Regions from separate parts of the Homo sapiens genome. Here regions 1 and 3 are each linked to region 2. Evidence: chromatin loops called from intact Hi-C (ENCODE). Cell type or tissue: GM12878. All regions are shown on one strand.

Evidence for each region. Peaks named below come from ENCODE experiments on the same cell type or tissue, not always from the same donor. Only the 100,000 strongest peaks of a DNase experiment are listed, where the experiment ranks them.
Region 1: it touches region 2 in a loop (2.1-fold over the local background); 1 of 110 quality-filtered maps calls a loop at or near these places.
Region 3: it touches region 2 in a loop (3-fold over the local background); 1 of 110 quality-filtered maps calls a loop at or near these places.

What each region holds. Positions count from the first base shown.
Region 1 is chrX:38,102,829-38,105,328 of GRCh38, reverse strand. The region is part of intron 10 of SYTL5 (synaptotagmin like 5); the gene reads right to left. Among named protein-coding and RNA genes, the nearest start is that of MIR548AJ2, 80 kb to the right of the region's middle. RefSeq lists an enhancer at 797-866 and a silencer at 977-1,146. In GM12878, no CTCF peak of the experiment used is centred here; DNase peaks (open chromatin) are centred at 1,048 and 1,658; H3K27ac peaks cover 2,047 bases.
Region 2 is chrX:38,270,539-38,273,038 of GRCh38, reverse strand. It overlaps a transcript of RPGR not described here. Among named protein-coding and RNA genes, the nearest start is that of SRPX, 51 kb to the right of the region's middle. In GM12878, no CTCF peak of the experiment used is centred here; a DNase peak (open chromatin) is centred at 1,498; H3K27ac peaks cover 1,567 bases.
Region 3 is chrX:37,785,489-37,787,988 of GRCh38, reverse strand. The region is part of intron 3 of CYBB (cytochrome b-245 beta chain); the gene reads right to left. Among named protein-coding and RNA genes, the nearest start is that of CYBB, 6.7 kb to the right of the region's middle. In GM12878, no CTCF peak of the experiment used is centred here; DNase peaks (open chromatin) are centred at 444 and 1,201; H3K4me3 peaks cover 1,022 bases; H3K27ac peaks cover 2,500 bases.

The DNA of each region.
Region 1 (2,500 bases), 170 kb after region 2:
AGGACTTCCTGAGGCTGTGTCAGGGGTGCCGGTCCTCAACCGTGGCAAAATAAACTTTCTAAATTAACTGAGACATGCCTCAGAGTTTTGGGGTTCACAAGTAGCATGATGAACTCTCACATCATACTGCTCCATCCCACCCTGGATGTGAAGCCTCCCTTTGTCCAGTTGGACACACTGTAGGAGCCACACTGCAGATGCTACTTGCCCATTAGTCACTTAGCTGTCTCAGTTATCAGATTGACTGTCCTGCTATCACAGAGCTTGTGTTCAACTCATTCTTATTTTACTTAATAATGACTCCACAGTGTAAGAGTAATGATGGTAGTAATTTACATATGTCAAAGAGAAGCCAAAAGTGCTTTCTTTAAGTGAAAATGTGACCTTGGTGTTTCTTGGCTAGGGTTTGGTACTACGCGAGGTTTTAGGCATCCACTGGGGTAGGTGGAATGTATCCTCTGTGGATAAAGGTGACTACTGTAAATGTAATAAAATTATCCTTTGGCACTAGAAATGAAAACTATGTATCTCAGTAACTGTCACAAAAGACCACCTGGAGGTCTTTCGTGGATGACCCAATAGTTTCAAAACCACTTTTCTGTGAACCACTGGGAAGTCAAGACTATGGTAAATACACAGGGACCTTAGACTGTCTTCTTTTTCATAATTTGCTTTTGGTAAAAGCCATTATGTTCCACCAATTTCTGGAAGTAGAGACTGACCAAAGAACAGGATGTGGGTGATGTGGTCACATGTCTTCTAAGCTTCTTCACGGGCAAGAGCAGACCAATAATTCCATAATTATTTGGAAATTACAGCTTAAAGAAAGCCAGTGAGTGACCTAATCTGTCTTTCTTATTCCTAAAACAAAGCAACAGAATTTTCATGTTTAGCAGGTGGCTTTGAGCAGCACCCAGATACCTTTTTAAACTGAAAACGCTTATCTCCTCAGTCTGGGGTGAGGTCTGAGATTTGGCTGTTCTAACAAACTCCTAGGCCTGCAGTTCCGAAACTGTGTATCGAGGTACCACAGAGCACCACAGCAAACTCACAGGGGAATCACAGAAATATTTTAAATTCTCAAGGGAAACACAACAACACCTATCAGACACCATGTAAGCCACTAACTAGTAATTCACAGTGTCAACTTTAAACCACACTTTATTCTTTTCAATGAACTCCTATTTGTCTGAAGCTGAGTTTTTGGCAGTTGCTGCAACAAAAAGCAAGTATTGCATAAAAATCAATGTGAAATGGGAAATGAAAGTAGTGATGTCCAATCAGATTCCAAGATTTGGTAACTGTGTAGTGCTCAATAGGCACACATATCCTATTAGTGGTAAGTAATAGGTGCTATTTAAGGATGAAATAAAAATACTATTTTTCTTTCAATTTCTTTCACTTGTAGCATTTTTTTACAAATGGCTAGTAAGTTGTTAGGATACACTGCTTATTACATTATTTGGTTCTAACTACTTAATGAATGGACTAGTCAGGTGCTACTTTTAGTGTAGGAGTGCCAGGAAAGAATTACTGAGACATTAGGGGCTTTTTGAACTGAGAAAGTTTTGGGGTATCTGTTCCGAGAGATGCAATGTTGCTGGTCCATAGAGAATGCTTTGAGTATCAAAGGTTTCAAGAATAAACCCCAACCTACTCATGTTACAAATGAGAAAATTCTGGCTCACAAAAATTGTTGGTATGGCCAAGAAATAAAGCAAGATCTCCAAGTTTCTAGTCTGAGGACTACCCCACCATACCTGATTACCTCCTTATATCACTGATTTGTGTCTATACTAGATCTCTGTAGCCACATTTTCAAAGAAAATCCTCTGTAAGCAGAGGGCCCCTACGGATAGAAGGAAATTTAGGAACCCACAAATACGGAGGCTTGTGAGAAACTAAGACACCTATGGCAATTTTACTACTAACTAAACTATATGCTCTTAACCAAGCTAAGGCTGTGATTTAAAATAGTTGTTTACTTCAAAGGTTTTGTTGATAGTTAATCATTTTAGAGCATGTGTCTTTTGAGTGGTGTTCAGATTCCAATGTTTAATGAATTGGAATACTTGGTTTCTGATCATCTCATCAATCTTTTAGAAGATAACCTCTGGTTAATTGTATATAAGTCGGAAAAAGATAAATGTGGGACAAATTGCTTAATCATAGTTCCCAGACCATGAAATTTGTGAAGTATGGTTGGAAAGAACAAAAAGGAAAGGTTGAAAACTCACAGTGTCTGAGTCAGCATCAGGCACATTTAGGTAGGTCCACTTCCTGTCAGAACCTGCTTGAGAACTCTTTAGAGAAGTCATCCAAAGATCAAAAGAAAAAAAGCATCAGAGCAACAGAAATCAGAGAAGCCAAGAAAAAGACTTACACACAGTTAGATACAAGGACACAGGGCCTTCCTCTCAAAAAAGGCCTTGAACACTAAAGTAAGAAAGGACTTTATTTTGTAGGCAGTGGGAAGCTATGGATGGGTTTTGAGTAGAAG
Region 2 (2,500 bases):
AGAATTTTCTTGCCTATCACCTCTTCTTTCTTATTTTAGAAGTTATGGTACCCAGTATTTAAAATTTTTTAACATCACAAATCGTATGTTTTTAGTATTTTTTATACTACTTTTTTACTCAGATGTCCCCTCTGGAATTCTTATTCTTCCTGAAGAAATATTTTGGAAGTTCCTATCACAGATGTCTGTTGACAGTTAAAACTTTTAGTTTCTGTTCACTTGAAAATGTCTTTATTTTACCATAGTTCTTGAATGATAGTGTGGCTCGTTGACAGTTATTTTCTCTTAGTATCTGCTCCCATTATTGCTGTCTATAATTTTGCTTTAGTATAATTGCTGATAACTTTGTATATAACCTGCCATTTCTCTATGGCTGCTTTTTAGATTGTCTTTGGTGTGTTTCAGTTCACTATGAGATGCTTAAGTATGGATTTTTTTTTTTTTTTGAGATGGAGTTTCGCTCTTGTTGCCCAGGCTGGAGTGCAATGGCGCGATCTTGGCTCACCACAATCCTGCCTCCCAGGTTCAAGCGATTCTCCTGCCTCAGCCTCCCAAGTAGCTGAGATTACAGGCATGTGCCACCATGCCTGGCTGATTTTGTACTTTTAGTAGAGACGGGGTTTCTCCATGTTGGTCAGGCTGGTCTCAAACTCCTGACCTCAGGTGATCCGCCTGTCTTGGCCTCCCAAAGTGCTGGGATTACAGGCGTGAGCCACCATGCCCAGCAGGTATGGAATTTTTAATTTTAACTTACTTGGAATTTATTATGACTCTTGAATCTGAGAATTCATGTCATTTGTCAATTTTTTTAAAATTCTCATCCATTATATATTTGAATATTTTCTCTCCCCTCTTTCAAATTCTGATATAAAACTTTTTATTTTATGGGTACATGTCTTTTAATATCACCTTCTTGTTTTCTATGTGTAAGTGATATTCTGGGTAATTTCAGGGCCTTCATCAATTTCATAGTTTCTCTTCAGCTGAGACTACTTGGCTATTTAACCTACCTATTTAAAGTTTTAATTTCAGTGATAACATCTTTCACATTTTAAGTGAAGTTGTATTTTTGTTCTTTTTCAAATCAATCTGGTCTTTTAAAATCAGTATCTTGTTTTATGCTTACTTTTTTTATTCTAGTCTTTTAATTTAAGCACACTTAGTTTACATTCTGTATTTAGTAATTCCAGTGTCATCCTTAGCAGTCTAAATGTGTGTTGCTTTGGCTGACTTGCTAATGGTGATTAGTTTCCATATGTGTTTTGAAATTTGTATTGTGAGTTCATGTTTCACTGGTACTTTTTTTGTGGAAATCCTTTAAGGCCTCTGTTAGAGTAAGTCTATCTATAGAGAGTTTGCATTAGCCTTTATTAGCTCTGGAGTGACTGAAGGACCACTTTAAGTTCATTTCTCATTTAAGGGTAGACCACAATGTTTGTAGGTAGACTTATATTAAGGGCATAGTACTTAGAAGGTCCTCACATTATGTAGGGGTCTCAGTTCCAGTTCCCCTCATTTTGTGAGATCAAATTGTTTCAAAGTTAAAAGTCTAAGTTATGAGTCAGCAGATGCTATTTCAGTTCTTAATGACCTCTGAGGCTTCCTGTTCCTTCTTTCTTTTTTGGTCTACAAGGATTTCCCTTAGTTTTTGGGGAGATTACCTGCACATTATAAAATTATATTTTTTATACTTAATCAGCATTTCTTGGTATTTTATAGTGGCAGTCTTTTTGAAGTTGTGTATTTCTTCACCATAGCAGGAACAGGAGTTCTTCCATTTTAATCCATAGATCCTTTTTCTAGATTCTTACTTTTTGGATTATCACTTTTTACCCTAGTTTCTCCACTCTTTAAAGCTAGAAGTAAGCTATTATTATTAGCACCATTTTTATTTCTGGAAGAGCCAAATTTTCACCTGGTTTTTGTTTCCTGCTTTTTGTTTTGGCATCTTGTCAAAACCATTATTTGTGTTACCACTCTTCAATAATCCTATTTTCTTCCTGGCTACATTCTCAAAGGGCCTAAATCAAATGAAACTTTTATCACCTTCATCTCTTCTGCATACATGCCCTGTTGGCCACTCCCTTCTTGATGTATTTTTCTCTCCTGACTTCTGAGCTGCCTAGTTTTCCCAATTTTGCACCTACAAACCTTGGTCCTCAGTTCTAGCTCCTCTTCTGCCTGCCTCTCACTCTGCTCTTTTTGCCTCTTTTCTTATATTCTGTTTTCTACCTGCCTGGAATCTCTGGGTTATCGGGGCTACTTTCATCTCTCAGCTATTATCTATATTCTACATATCTGCAGCCCCAGCCTCCCCTGAGCAGCAGCTCTGTATATTTGACTGCCTACTCAGACCCACACACAGGGCTCACACAGCCATCATTTGGCAGCACTGACTTTTTTTTTTTTTTTTTTGGGGACAGAGTCTCGCTCTGTCGCCCAAGCTGGAGTGCAGTGGCGCGATCTTGGCTCACTGCAAGCTCCGCCTCCCGGGTTCACG
Region 3 (2,500 bases), 490 kb after region 2:
ATATTATATTGAAAGGAAAAAGTGAGATTACTAGTAACTAATGGATCAGTGGAGTGGGTCCAACCATCAGGGCACAAATCCCTAATTTTTCCCACCTACCCTCTTTGGTGTGGACAGGAATGGCAAACAAATCCAAAAAGAAGCCACAAGTCATGCTGATACTGGGCTTTTAAGAATACCATCTCCTCACCACTTCCTTAAAAAAGGAGGCGAGACAACCGGTTGGTGGCATAGGAAGGAAGGACTTTACTGTCTGTGACTGCCCATAATTTTTTGTTCCCCATCATCAGGCAGATTGCATTTATATGCTTTGAGTTACTTCTAAATTATTGCCAGCCACTTCCCAATTATCCACGTTGCCATCATGCCCCATAGCTTCCTTACTAACTTACTTTACTTTCTGCCATTGACTTCTAAAGGGAAGTTTCTCTGTTACTGTCACCGGAAGCCTTGCCCGATTTCAATAAACTACCATTCTAATGCAAGGGAGATTATTGAGTCACTTCAGCAGATTTCTATGCTCTATTGAAACTGAGTAAGAAAAAAATATTTCAAGAAAATGGGAAGTGGAACTAAAAAGAAGTACATATTTTATGGGGTGTAACACTTTACAGAAACTCAAAAGCTCTACTTTTTGTACACTTGATCTCACCACACGCACCATCAATGTATCTGATTTAGATATTTATACGCAACTGGGAGAAATTACAAAATCCAACTTTGAATCTACAGAACTCAGGCAAGTAAGTTGACAGTAATATCCACACCTGCTGGCAGTAGAATATCTGATAAATATGAATAACACTACCTTATTTGCATAGCACTGTTTATAATTTGGAAGTTCCATATTTATTCTCTGTCTCTCCTGTTAACACTCTAAGCTCCTTAAGCTCATGGCCTATCTATAACTTAATCTTTACTTACCACATGTCCCCAGTGCTTAGCACATAAATGGCACTCAACAAATATTTATTGACTGACAACTCACTAATTGACAGACTTAAACAATTAATATACTTTTAGACCAACATATGCCTTCTTACATTTGTGTTAGTTGACCTGTTTTTCAACTAAAAAAAAAAACTATGAGACAGAAAGCCCAAGAGACTAGTGCTAGACCACGTGATTAAAGATAGAGGCACACTGAGTGCCTCTGACTCCCAGACTATATAAGGTAACAGATAAAACCTCACCCTCTCACCTTCCTGTTTCTTTCTGATCTTAAGACTAGGACTGCCATCCAGACAGAAATTAGTTTCTGCATGGCAAGTTGGGGGTTTTTAAGGCTTCCTCAGAGATTTTTGTGTGCTGAGCTTCACCCATTCTCCATTTTTCTCAACAAAGCAGTCTGAGAGCCTTTACCCCTACCTTTCCTGGAGTGGTGGGGTGGGCAACCCTGGGGCTTTCTTTCTCTAGGTAACCAGAAGGATTACAAAGCAAAGTTTCAATGATTGAGACCTCTAGAAACTGAATGCAAGTTCGTGGTTATTTTGCTTATATAGTGTCCTACTATTAAGTCCTTGTATTTATAACATCCTTGTCATTTCTAGTCTAGGTTACTTGGCATGCTCAAACACTCATATATATAATGGCTTTCTAGGATCATAATACTGCAACAGCACAATTTCAAGAAGTTTTGGCAGCATGATTTAAAGTGAATGGGCTCTGGGGACACAATGACCTGGGTTTGAATGCCAACACTTCCATTTAATTTTGTTCCCACTTTACTGGTTTGATGTGCAGATTTCATGCGGTGAATTCCATTAAGCTTCAATGAGTGGCAGCTATATGATTTCCAACATTAGTTACAGCACACTCACTCATTTTAATCACAATCACAGAAGAAGTTTTATTAGAAAAGTTCACATTTCAGGTTAGGAATCCCAGAAGAAAGTACATGCTTGATCTATAAAAGAATGTTGCTTGCTGATAGTTTTAAAACATATTCTTTTATATAAAGATCTATGTAGTTATACAGCCAAGCTTCTCTGCGATTTGAAGGGCAGTCTCATTTCATCCCTGTCTTTAGAGACTCTCATGCAGATCTTCCCTCCTGGGTCACAGGAGGCATAAAAGCTGGCATTACAACATGTGCTGCTCATGGGACATGGTGCTCACCGGCAGTGAAATTTGGACTTGTAGACTAACCAAGATTTCTTAACAGGCCATCTTGGTGAAAACATTGCCTGTTTCTCAGGCTTTACTTCCTCTAAATAGAAACTATTCTAATGGGGGTAGGGAGAATAAAAATGAATTGTGTCTCCTTAGAAACAAGGAACTCGCCAGGCAGGTGACTCATGCCTGTAATCCCCACATGTATGGAAGTCAAGGAGGGATGATCACTTGAGCCCAGGAGTTCCAGGCTGCAGTGAGCTATGATCGTACCACTGCACTCCAGCCTGGGTGATAGAGAACCCAACTCAAAAATAAGCTATAGTGCATGGGCTTCATTTAGCAAATGTTCACTGGGCACTTACGATATATTAAACGTTATACTTTA